2 separate regions of the Homo sapiens genome follow, and region 1 is linked to region 2. Evidence: chromatin loops called from intact Hi-C (ENCODE). Cell type or tissue: psoas muscle. All regions are shown on one strand. Links, peaks and the distances in the headings refer to the core of each region. The heading gives the core; the rest is flanking DNA. Region 1 has its middle 100 kb from the start of VEPH1. Region 2 overlaps RSRC1 (arginine and serine rich coiled-coil 1).

What was found. A loop is a pair of places that touch in the nucleus more often than their neighbours do. Peaks named below come from ENCODE experiments on the same cell type or tissue, not always from the same donor. Only the 100,000 strongest peaks of a DNase experiment are listed, where the experiment ranks them.
Region 1: a loop joins it to region 2, with 6 times the contacts of the local background. A loop is called at or near these places in 93 of 110 quality-filtered maps.

Annotation. Positions count from the first base shown.
Region 1 is chr3:157,604,181-157,610,982 of GRCh38, reverse strand. No RefSeq gene overlaps it. Among named protein-coding and RNA genes, the nearest start is that of VEPH1, 100 kb to the right of the region's middle. In psoas muscle, for the core only: a CTCF peak has its summit at 4,204 (motif pointing left); a DNase peak (open chromatin) is centred at 4,202.
Region 2 is chr3:158,431,153-158,437,954 of GRCh38, reverse strand. The region is part of intron 6 of RSRC1 (arginine and serine rich coiled-coil 1); the gene reads right to left. Among named protein-coding and RNA genes, the nearest start is that of UC.134, 92 kb to the left of the region's middle. In psoas muscle, for the core only: a CTCF peak has its summit at 3,326; no DNase peak of the experiment used is centred there.

The DNA.
Region 1 (6,802 bases), core at 2,646-5,145, 830 kb after region 2:
CCCCGTTATTAAATTACCTCCCACTGGGTCTCTTCCACAACACATGGGGATTGTGGGAACTACAATTCAAGATGAGATTTGGGTGAGGACACAGCCAAATCATATCAACCTCCAGGAGGAAGCATCTCATCCTCCAGCCCACCGGCTAGAGTCTTTACCTGGAGTGGCCCCACAGCCTCAGCCCTTTCCTGTAAGAATTGGTGGTTGGATTGACTTTGTGGAAGGAGAAAGTTTCATTTTTACAGGGTTCATGCAAGGAGCGAGTTGGTCCTGCATTCTCAGTTCAAATGCAGGGTGTGTTTTCTCACAGAGACAATATTTTCAAAGAAATGTGTGTTGTTTATTAATATGAGGAATACAGTTCAGGTGTATTCTGTATTTGTGGAATGGCCTAGATGGCAATCCATTGGTGAGCTAAAAACTGACCGTAAATCAGATTTGCATATGGACCAAAAATCATACTGATTGAGCCAAGCCTCTGCCTTATACTTGATATAAACAAGCGATGGCAGTGTTGGACATGGGACTTGGGGTCAGACATCCCTCATTAGAAGCAGCTGTGCTACAACAGAAAGGATCCTGGGACTTGGGGCCAGAAATTGGGTTTCAACTGCTCATGTGTTCACTTTGGACAATGCTGTCTTCTGAAAGACTTCATTGTCCTCAAGGATAAACAAGAGCGGTCATGAAGATGAAGTGACACGGTGATCAGGAAGAAGGTTGTACATGGTAGGTATCCAAGAAGTGTCAGTTAAATATGAATTCCAAAAAGAACCATTAGCAACACCACGAACTCCAGAGGCTATTTGTAGATTGTGCAACTCTATTTCCAAAGGTCAACATTTTTCCTTATTTGAAGCCTCATTCCCTTCCCTTTGCACAGCCACAGCCCCTCCTTACCTAACTGAGGAGATGTACTCAGGCTGCCTTCGGCCTTCTACCCTCTGCTTTGTGTCAAAAACTCTGGCATGCCAGAGACCAGAGTGGCCTCTGCCCACACCCACTCCCAACTCAGAGAGGGGGCACAGGTAGCATTGCCAGACTTAACAAATAAAAATATGGAATACTCAATGAAATCTGAATTTCAGATGAACAGCATATAATTGCGTGCACTGTTCTTATAATTAAAAATCACTCATTGTTCATCTGAAATTCAGATTTAATTGGGCAGCCTGTATTTTATCTGTCAACCCTAAGCATAGGGTGAGTTTCTGCCCCCTTCAAATGACCCCTTGGCCCCTTCAGAGTCTGAGGCCTGGGCCAGATCTGACGGTGGCTACTTGTCCTCCTTCTGCTCAGCCAACCCCTGTCTAAGCCTTGCTATCCTTGAGCCCAGATGTCCTCAAGGCAGTGTCATCAGAGCCACTGAATGGCATAAGCATCTCCAACCTGGAGTAGATTCAGGCCCTGGCTGTGTCCCTCCTACTATTCATTTAGTGGTCAGGACCCACTAACAGCCTGAGAGTTGCCTCTTAGTCCTTGGAGCTTATGTCATAGAGGGAGTTAGTTTCCCTTTCCCCAGGAACAGCCCTCAGTCAATGATGGGTGGGAATTGGAGGATCAATACCACAGCTCTCACACCCCTGGGTAAGGATGGGGATAAATCAGAGGTGTATACAATAATCTACACTGTCTTCTCCAGGTCCACAGTGGGACTGAGCCCCAATTGTCCACAGTGGAAACTGCCTAACAATGAACGTACCCTTTATAGGCTTCTCTTTCTTCCCTTCTCTGTCTCACTTTCTAACTTCTCTTACCAATACTCCTTGCATTGCTTCCTAAACTCCCCACGCCCAGATACATGATTCATGGTGGGCCTCTGGGGAGCCCAACCTAAAACAAAGCTCTATGTCTTTTATCTCACTACAGTTTCCTCAGCCACCTCAGCACCCACGAATCACCAAAGGTTAAAATCATAGGGTGCTTACCAGAAAATACAGACCCAGGAACCCAAGGATGAGGTCAGGAGTCTTAAGACATTGTTTGCTGAGATTTGTAAAGACCCCAGCAACAGAAAGAGAAGGCCCTTTCTAGCTTGGAAGATACTCCTGTTACAAGGGTTCAGCACGAGCATCTTCTTACCAGTTTACCAAACCAGGAGCTTCAGACAAGAAGAGCCAGTGTTCTGTGTTCATGGCAGGGGAGTGGAGTTCCATTTCCTGGTCCTGCCCTGCAGAGAAGTAGCACAGCAGCTCCTTCTCAAGTTATTACTGTCAAAGCGGACTTCCCTGCCTGGCTTCCCAGGCTCCCCGGGAGCTGATCTCTGAAGAAACAGAGGCCAACGTCTGTAGGGTTTCAACTGGCCTAAGCCACCGGGAAGGGGAATGGTTTGGGGCCCAGAGAAAGTGTCTCTCTGCCTCCATGTACCTGAGTGATCTGGATAAAATGATCCTCAGTTTCCTCATCTGCAAAATGAGAGTAATGATGCATCCTGGGGCTGTTGAGTGAATTACATAAAACAATGTACGTTAGAGCCTAGCACTATGTAAGACATCCCACAAAAGTTAATTTCCTTCCCTGGTTTTATTGTACCTGTGAAACCCAGGCGGTAAGAACTCACACTCTTGTATGATGCTGTCTGTACTAACAGCTTTCACAAATCTTGTCTCCCCGGTCAGATTGGAAGCCATGCTGGAATCGGGCGAGCTCTTGTTAATTGATTCAATGGCCTTGACCTGCAAAGCTCTCTCTCCCACCTTGCCTTCCTCTTGGTTATCAAGAAGGTTCTGCAAAGATTGCCATCAGCAAGGCTGTCCAGCCTGATTCTTGAGTGGATCATGCCAGTAATTTGCTGTGATGGATAGAGTGCCTTAAACTGCCTGTGTAATTGTGGTGAGCAGCCGCCAGAGTGGTGGAGCGACTGTGTTTAGGAAATTCAACTTGCAGGGAACACGGTGCTGCCTAAGCCACTGTTGTTCCAAAATTAGACCTTTCCTCCACTCCATCATTACATGGGTAAGCAGTCAGAACACTTCCTGAATACGAACCACAGATCAGAAGTGATTTATAGAAACATCCACATGTGTGTAGATGGTTGGCAGAAGGAGGGAGGGTGGGAGCCCAAGGTTGGCCCCAGACCAGCCACAGGCCTCCTCTACCGCAGCTCTATCAAAATGACTGCTCTCACTACTGCAGGGACAGGGAAGGACTACGGTCTCCTGCAAAAAAGAAATGTGAGCTTCTTTTGGTTCATAGACTTGCCAGATCATAATGCCTACTTGTAATGCATGGTAAAAATTCAGTTACCCTGGATCCTCTTTAAAGACACCGATTCCGTGGGTCTAGCTTGGGGCCTGGACATCTGTGCTTCTGACAGCCCCCTCCATTAATGGTTCTCAAATTGTGCTGCACATTACAGCCGCCAGTGGGGCTTTAAAATATCCTGATGTCCAGGTCCCATTGCAGACCTATAAAATCAGAGTCACTGGGGGCGGCACCTAGGCACTGGGGCTTTTTAAGGAGCTGTAGATGATGTTGATGTGCAGTCAAGTTTGAGAACCAATTCCCAGACAATCTGTAAAAGCGAGCAAGTCTGGGAAATACAGATTCCGGGGTAGAAGTCTATTTAGAAGAACCAAGTAACTCTTTTATTTGGCATCATCAAACTGAAATTCAGAGCCCTTGCTGGTTTAGGCAGATAAAATAGGGTTATGGAGCCTCTTTTCAAGCAGTTGTTCTGAAATCAGTTTCTAATACAGTTGCCTGGACATCCACTCATATCAGCTGAGTCACACCTATGTTTTTTAAAGGTTCTTGGGTCATTTGGATGCTCCTCTGGGTCTGGACCCACTGACTTCAGAGAATTTATAAAACGTCAAATCCTTTAATTTATAATTATGTAGGATGCATATTTGAGCTCTGCCACAAGGACATTTCATGGGACTGAGCATTTCTAGACAAATTTTTACTTTTTAAAAAAAAAAGTTTTTAAAATAAAAGATGTCTGGTCTATAAGTGGACATTATAAAATACATTTGCAACCTGGTGTTCCCTTAACTCCCGAGCCCTTAAATAGAAGATATGGTAAGATAACTCAACTGTTCATTTCCCCATATTCGTGCCACGTCTAGCTGAAAAAGGAAAAGGCCCAAATCTCCCTCCTGGTCTCAACCTTTGCAACAGCAAAGGTGGCTGAGTCAGAAGCTCTGAGGTCCTCCGAGCCCCTCCGCAGTGCTCTTGCAGGCCAGCAGCTTCCTGTGGGGGCTCCCCCTGGTGACAGCGTGTGGGATAATTTCTGATTAGAAAAAGATCCCTGAGCTGGAAGGGACTTTGTGCAGCTTCCTGCAGTGGCCAGGGTGTGCTAGGTCTGGGTTTATCTGAGTCAGGGCTTCTCTGAGGCATGCATTTCTCAGCGAGTCTCCCGAATTTTATTTTCAATCCTGCCAAGGGCAGATTAAATGGCTACATGAATGGGAAAATGCAGGAGGCTTTGAAACAGATGGTTGGCTGTGCAGGCTCAGTGACTTGCCAAGCACTGGATTGTGTTGCCATATGAATGAAAATCCCACTGTGGCTGGGTTTTTATTTCTCCAACCTATGGATGACAGCGACTCCCTTGTTCCCCTGGCAGTGGGGCCTGGAGCAGTTACCTGCTATTATTCGCCTCCCATCAGGGTTCAGCTTCTTGCCTCTCTGGATTTTCCTGGTTCCTTTTTCTGAAAGGGAGTGTCATTCTAGACTAATTTCCTGATGGTGTAAATGATTTAGCAGGGCTGATGAATATCAATAGAGCTGCAGATGGGTTTAAGTTGCCTAATGAATGTGACAGTCACTGGTGCCAAATATTTTTCCAACTTGCATTTAGGATGCAAACAAGCTTGAATAGTACCCACAAAGGGTACTTCTTTAATTATGCATTATAAATTCTGAAGTCAGTAGTCAAAAGTGTCAGCGCAGTATGGCACAGATGAGAAGCTGTGTACATGGACGTGTGCTCAATGCACATGAGCCAGAGAGACCTCGGTTCGAATCCCAGCTCTGCTACTAATGAGCTGTGTGAATTTGGACATGTTATATAATATCTCAAAGACTGATTGTAAAATGCAGATAAAAATCCTTGCCCTTGGACATTTTAAAAATAATGAGCATGAGAAAATGTAGCATGGCTGGCATTCATAATTCAACAAATAGTCATTAAGTACCTACTATGTAGAAAGGGCTATACTAGGTGTGGGGAATTCAGAAGATTCTGGAAATTCACAGGTGAAGGAAATAACTGGAATGGTAGAATGCCAAGGGCAGGACAGAGGGAGGATGCACCAGGTGTAGGAAGTAAGAGGTGTTTTGTCTGTAAAGAATTTAAAAGCAATAGGAAAGCTGACTAAAAGTTTATTTGCAGCCAGGCGCAATATCTCACACCTGTAATCCCAATACTTTGGGAGCCCGAGGCATGAGGCTTGTTTGAGCCCAGAAGTTCAAGACCAGCCTGGGCAACACTGCAAGACCCCCATCTCTACAGAAATTTTAAAAAATTATCCAGGTGTGATGGTGCATGACTGTGGTCCTAGCTATATGGGAGGCTGAGGTGGAAGAATGGCTTGAGCACAGGAGATGGAGGCTGCAGTGAATTGTGATCGTGCCACTGCACTCTAGCCTGGGTGACAGAGTGAGACACTGTCTCAAAAAAAAAAGGTTGATTTGCTTTTCATTATCAACATAAGCCAACAATTCTAAACAATGTCAGTGATCAAATTACTTTATCCCCAAAATCTCTTGTTGGTTTAAATTCCAGGGAACTGTTGTGGTTACTATTGAGTTTTAATAGAATATATGTAAGCTATGTATTCTCCTGGTTTTTAATTACTTATCCTTTAATAAACATTGTATTCTTTATTAAGGAAGTCAATTTGAAGAATGCCCAGTTATTCAAGGTGCCTTCCCCACTCCACTCCTCAGCAGAAGTGGACTCAGCCTCAGGAGTTTTGTATAAAGCAAGTGTATAATGGTTCGAAATTGATGGACCTATTGGTTCCCCTGAAGGTTTTGTCTCCAGCCCTGGTGGTATCATCTCTTCCTGTGTTTAAATGGTAGATTCAAAAATGATGGTAGCTCAGTGATTGTAGAAACAAGGACACAAAGATCTTGATTTACACCAATTCTGTCATTTCTGTGTAATCACTCAGAGGTTTTATGTTTCAAATTTAGAAGAAGGAAACTCTGAACTTCAAGGTATAATATTTTAGTTTGGCAAGCGCAAATTTTAGTTCGTACATGAAATGTTTTACTGAATTTGAATATATTTAAAATTGAACTTTGCTTTTCTAATAAAATTGTTAATTATTTGTTTTTAAAACGAAGGAACAATTTGAGAAAATAATGATTATTACTAATTCTTATGTGATAATTACTGAAAATAATTTTATCATAGAGAGGAAGGGATGTTAAAAAATGATCCACTCCAGGCATCAAATATGCTAGGTATGTCACTGCAGTGCATTACACAGTAAGTTTTTAAAACATTGATATTGACATCAATGGTGGCCTTTCTCTTCTAACATGGCACTTCTCTGAGATGAAAGACAGGAGTTCACAGTGAAAGAACTAAGTGTCTGCAGTCTTTTGAAAATTTGATTCTGCAGTTTTAAAAAATAATAGTAACTACTATCATCGAGCCCTTCCTATATGTCAGGTATGGAGCTGACATGTTACAAACATTATTTAGTACTTTATCCAGCACTGTGAGGTGGATATTATTATACCAACTTAAATGACGAAGAAACTGAGGTTGGGAGAAGTGTGCTCCAGATTACAGACCTTGTGAGTGACAGAGCTGGGCTGACACTGTGGATTACCTGATTCTAAG
Region 2 (6,802 bases), core at 2,005-4,504:
TTATCAGCTGAAGGAGATTTTGGGCTGAGATGATGGAGTTTTCTAAATATACAGTCATGTCATCTGTAAACAGGGACAATTTGACTTCCTCTTTTTCTAATTGAATACCCTTTATTTCTTTCTTTTGCCTGATTGCCCTGGCCAGCACTTCCAACACTATGTTGAGTAGGAGTGGTGAGAGAGGGCATCCTTGTCTTGTGCTGGCTTTCAAAGGGAATGCTTCCAGTTTTTGCCCGTTCAGTATGATATTGGCTGTGAGTTTGTCATAAATAGCTCTTATTATTTTATTTTGAGATATGTTCCATCAATACCTAGTGTACTGAGAGTGTTTAGCATGAAGAGCTGTTGAATTTTATTGAAGGCCTTTTCTGCACTATGGAGATAATTATGTGGTTTTTGTCACTGGTTCTGTTTATGTGATGGATTCCGTTTATTGATTTGCATATGTTGAACCAGCCTTGCATCCCAGGGATGAAGCTGACTTGATCATGGTCAATAAGCTTTTTGAGGTGCTGCTGGATTCGGTTTGCCAGTTATACTGTAACCATTTATTTAACATATTTGTTTCTTATTCACATTTGCCTCCTCAAAACTCAGCCCAGTGCCAATGTGTGCTTACTAAATTAACCATTATTAAACCATTTTCAATTTTAGAAAAGGAAATAAAATACTTGTGAGAAAATAAGCTATAATAGGTGAAAACACTTATTCCATCAAAATAGCAAATAGCAAAATATTACTTATTTATACTGATTTCTGGTTACATATAACACACTACCCCGGGAATTTGGTAGGATAGTATATTCTTCAGATCCCCATCCAAAGGTTTTTTTTTTTGTGTGTGTGTACATCTATAAAAAGAATTGGAAGACGTTTCTTCAATATGGCCTCTTCTATAGAATTATCTATTAATCTAGCCATAAAATGAATTACTATGAGGTATTATAGCAGAGATATTTAAAGAATGGATTCTGAAGCCAGACTGTCTCGGTTTGAATCCTGGCTCTATCCATTACTAGCTATGAGATCTGCAACAAGTATCTTAATCTCTCTGTGTCTTAGTTAACTCATCTGAAATTGTATTGATAATAATACTTCCATCATAAGCCACAGGGTTATTGTAAAAGTTGAATGAGTTCATATATGCCAACCACTCACAATAGTATTATAGCCCAGGGTAGCATATTGTATTTATATAAAATATACAATATTATCTATATACCTTTATAGATATTAGCTTTTAAATATAGTAATTATTGTTTAAAATGCATGTGTCTGTTCTATTTATGATATAATTTGTACACTTAAAAAATCAATGTACAAATTTCTAGTAATGAATCCTTTTCTTACAACAAAATTTCATTTAGGGAAATATGTACTAAGTATATGTAAAGTGGTTTCTCCAATATTTCCGAGAAATTGTATAGAATCTGGTGTGTATATATGTATGTGTGCATGCATGCACGTGTGGGCACATGTACTTTTAAGCAGACTACTGCTGAATCTTTTTCACTTTATAATTTGAGAAGATATATATATATATTTTTAAAGTTTCTGGAGATGCTGTGTCACAACTACAAATTTAGCTCTGTAGTTCATACTTGCTTTATCTACACTCATAATATTCAACAACACTAATTGTTGCTCCATGATGCATTGCCCTATTATCTCAGTCCACATTAATTCCTCCTCTTAGGTCTGAGAAAACTGTATTTTTCTACTATAGCCAATTGAACAAGTGTCTTTCTTCCCCACTAGACTGCCAACTACTTGAGGTCCGATATCTTACTGATTTTAGCATAGTGTCATATCAGACATGGCTCATTAGCTCCTCGATAAATGTTTATTGAACTAAAGTAAAAATTAACTCACAAAATGATGACTCTGAGGAATGTTAATACATTAAAGATTTAATTCTGTTCATGTTACTTAAATGTTTTAGAAACATTTAAGACAAGAAAGGACATTCTGAGATTTATCAGTGTCTCAAAAAATTACATTAATTAGTACATTCCATTCTAGCCATATGAATATTAATATTCAGATATAAAATCTGGCATAACTCCTCAAAACTTCTCTTTTTAAGATATATGTGTGGATATATAAAACACACATCTTCTAGTTAAAAGAAGTTAAAACCTCATCTTCTAGTTAAAAGATGTATGTTTTAACTAGAAGATGTACGTTTTATATATCTGCACTCATGTATAAACATGCTTATCTACAATTTTCTAAGCGTAAAGTCTTCCCTTACTAAAAAATTCATTTAGGGTATAATTCAATATTAAAAATTAGAAATATATACTTTCAAAGTGAAAGTAAATATATACCTTTAAATTATATATCTTTATCTTTATAGCACATATATTTATATCTATATCTTTATAGCACATATTTAAGAGCAGTAAATCTTATGAATTTTCAGAGTAATCATATGTCAAATCAAATAAAAATCTTCAGAACTATAGTTACAGCCACCACAAGTCCTATATTTCCTCATACACAACAAATTTAGATACATAAGGAACAATTTTCTCCTACTGGATAAATTATTTTTTCTATTTTTTTACATTAGGTACTTTTTATTACATCAACATAAAACAATGACACTGACAATAGTATTATTTTATCTTGTGTCAGCATTCTGAAAGCATGACCTTGAAATTTAATATTATTAAAAATTAAGACCTACAAGTTAAGCAGCAGAATGCTTGTGTAGTATTAATTAAAAAAAATGCAAGAGATTTCACTTCAAACACTTGAAACACAAATTTTAAAAAAATAGATAAATAGAAGCTTTAACACAGTGTTCTTTCAAACTACAAATCAGTCAGTCTAGCATTACACAACATTACTATTTTCATTTCAAAGCATAAGTGTGGCACAAGTTATTTTACCAATATTTTTGATTTATGATAAAAGAAAACCTCATTAAATAAAAAACACTTAATGAGTTTGAGATCCTTAAAATATTTTGTACAGTCTTCAATCTAATTTCATCCCATCTCTTTTCAGTACTTTGAATGTTACTCCAGAATGTACTTTCATTTGGTAAAATCTTGTATTTACAACTGGAAGAGCATAATTAAAAACTTTACCCCCATGTGATGTCTTTTGTTCAAGGCAATGCCTTCAGAATTGAGCATAAGTATTCATATTTTTACTAATAATATTTCAGTCTTCAAAAATTTACCAAAATATGATGAAAAGTCAATGTTAGTGGGGTTAGAGCTTTCTTTTTTTCTTTTGTGAATTTCTTACAGGTGTAATGAGCAGGAGCTAAGTGTAACACACATTGCAAGTTGGGTATAGTGTGGTAAATATACAGCACCCGAGTTTCGCTAGGTGGCGCAAAAAGAATAATGTATCTGTCTGCTTCTTCTGTCTGTTGGAATGTTAACAAATGGAATGACAGAGGACAAAGTACCCAATATCGGTGTTTGTAGAATTCTTATCCAAACTAGAATGTTTCTTAATCTATTTTTACTAGAATATAATTCCTTTATAATAAAATAATTTTTAGCACAAAGTAAACTTCAGCACGATGAATAGCTTTCCATTTTTTTTCACTGGATATTTTGAACACTAAAACAGAAAATGTCAGGCTTTTTTGGGAAGACACTGTAAATAAAGAATTAGAAAAATTGACATTACCTTACTGAAACCCTACCTAAAAGCATCACCTAATGTATAAGTGAAAATTGCTAGCAAATTACTTCTTACAGCTATAAAAGAATATGTGAATTTTATAATTTATAACATTTTGGAAGTTCTCATATGAAGATTTTTAAACATCACAGAGTAGAGCTGAAAGGGAATGGCCTCGGAATCGGGAAAACTGGATTTTAGTTTTAGCATAGCAGTGATCTAATTGTGATCTGAGCTGCTATTTCTTAAATAGTCAACTAAGAGCTGGATTTGATTAGTTTTAACGTCTTTGGAGTTTCAAAAAATCATTCTAGACTCTCTAAGAATGAGTGACAATATTATTCTGCCAAGAGATAACTTTATTTTATTTAACATTTTTCAGAGAATAAAGTTTAAATATATATTCTGCTTTAATAGGGGTCAAAACAAAGATTAAAATTTGAATAATCTTAGCAGATATTACAACCAACATTAAGTGGAAAATACAATTAAGATCAGCAATCCATCTAACAAAAATTATGTCTAGAGATATATTTGTTCTTCTCTTTCTAGATAGGATGATTTTTAGAATTGTTTTTAGATATTTGGACAGATTTTAGATAGATTTAACTTTCAAACCATTATTATTCAATCTGGGCTTTATAAATGTAGTTCTCTATCTGCAATACACTCAGAGCTTCCCAACTATTTAGCTACTACTAAGTAATATGTGTGCTAAAATATCATCCTCTCAGCCCTCCAGACAACCAGGCAGGGTCTGAGGTGGCTGGAGTTTGAGAGCAGTAGCCTTTGGCCAAGAGCAGCCTCACCAGTTTAACCTGGTGTACCAACGAAATATATCCTTTTGCATTTCATGACATGAGAAAGATTGAGAAGCATTGTACTGTAGCATCTCTGTATTACCTTATTTTTGCCTCTAATAACTTACTTGGGGAGACCTTTGGAAAAATAAAAATGACTCACTTTCTCCAAAGTAACCTGGAGAATTTCAAGTTTTCAATAATTGCACAATTTCTGGCTGAAATTAATTTCACAAAACAATATAAATACTGATGACTAATAATTCAGAGTATTTTGCCACAAGAAAAAATACGTATAGTTTCTGTGTTAAATAAGCTAATTTATCTAAAACCTATTTAATAGTAAGCAAGCACAGCATTACGTGATGTTATATAGTATGTTCTTGGCTCATCAATTTTAACACTGAATGAAATTGCTACTGATTTTTTAAGTGATCTTTTTTCTCTGTTTTAATATAGAGGACTAAATATAACTTATAAGGAAAAAGGTATATAACAATTTCAAGTGTTATTAAATTAACTTACGAAGCATCACATGAACATATAATTATCTAAGTTGAATTTCTGTTGTTAGTTTGAAAATATATTTTGTAAGTAACTATAGTATATATACATAGACTCACTCTGTGTGTGTATATATATATAGTATTTCTAGATAAATGTCTTCATTTTATTCATAAGATGAAGGCTACAAATGATGTCAATGCTACAAATTATGTAAAGGATATAATGCCTGATATTATGAGAAATATGTGACATGCAATATGCAATATTTTAGGCTAGTTTATATTTCATGGATAGTACTAAATTTAGAAACAGTATGTGAATGAAATTTGTTAATCTAAAATCTTCATAAAAAGTCTCAGTTCTTTCAAAACTACGAAAGCTAACCTCAATTCAAAATGAGTTAAATATTAAACAAACTTCTCCAGAGGAAGAGACTGCAGATAGCTTTGTCAGTGTTATCAGTGAGATTAACATTCTAGTCATAGATTTTTGAGGAAAAAAAATAGTACACCAAGGAGGGACAATGGCTGCCAGGAAGCAAAGGTAAAAATCGACAGATAAAATTCAGTAATAGCAATCAGTGCAAAACTCCCCATAGACTCTCTTATGTCCTGGTTACTGCCTACTGTATTAAGACTGCCTTTCTCATCACTTAATGCTTATTTTCATCACTTTGCTTAAAATATTGATAATCAATTAGAGCTACGTCTGTTTTGCCACAGAATCTGTGTCACAGTCTATCAGACTGTCAGGGCCAATTCAATCCTCATTCAAAGTTAATTTTTTCTTCATAAATCTGCCTTTGGAGGAGTCATTAGGCGCAGAACATAGCCGGAGGTGCAATCACCTATTCTCTTTCATTAGTGGCAGGCAGAGAAGGTGAGGGAGATTATTAGAACTTTGGAATGATCACAAAGCAGCGTGCTGCCTGTCAGATCCCCCCAACATTTAATTCATCTAGCCAACTCACCAGCACTCTTTGCCAACAGTTTTAAATGGACATTATTCATGAACATCTGTGACATGCTGAATATTCTGAACTGGAAATGATGAAAAAGCAATGCCCCTTTTGACTTTAAAATTAATTCTATGGTCAAAACAATTAAGTATATAACAAACATGTTTTGTGATGTTATTTTTGGTCATCTAAGATATATTTCAGAGGCAAAACAATTTACTTAAGTTATAACACAAATGTATAAGGGGAAATTAATGCCTAAAAATCAACATTCTCAGTATTAAACAATTTAGAAAATCCTATTTTACCTACATTAGGAATGACCAGAATTTCTCCCCAAAGAGGTATTTAAAATTCACAATATTTAAATATTTATTTAATGTGAAATCTTGTTAAGCAACATACCACAAAATGAAATAACTCAAAAGGATTTAATATAGGACCAATTAAATAAAAAATATTCTATTTGAAATTTTCATTGCCACCACTTTTTTTAGTACTACACGTCTTCATTATAAGCAGTGTATTGTGGTAAAGTTAATAGAGAAACTTAGTCTAATTTTAAAAATAGGCAGAATAAATGAAAAGAAAACTTTCTAAATAACTTATTTTCATTTTAAAATCTACCATTAATTTTTTCAAAAAAAGAAAATCTGGGTTGTTTCAAATGCTTTGTTCTTTGAGTGTGCTGCCTTTTATTATTTGGAATAGAAAATTTATGTTAGCTGTTAAGATGGAGATTACAGAGGTTCCTTGTTAGATCTAATTTTGTGGAGATTTATCTTTAAGTTATTTAAACATTTACTCAGAATACCAAGCTGATGACATCAAGATTTTAAATGCTATTATCAAAACCACAGTGTTCTAGCAATGTAAAACAATTATTAAA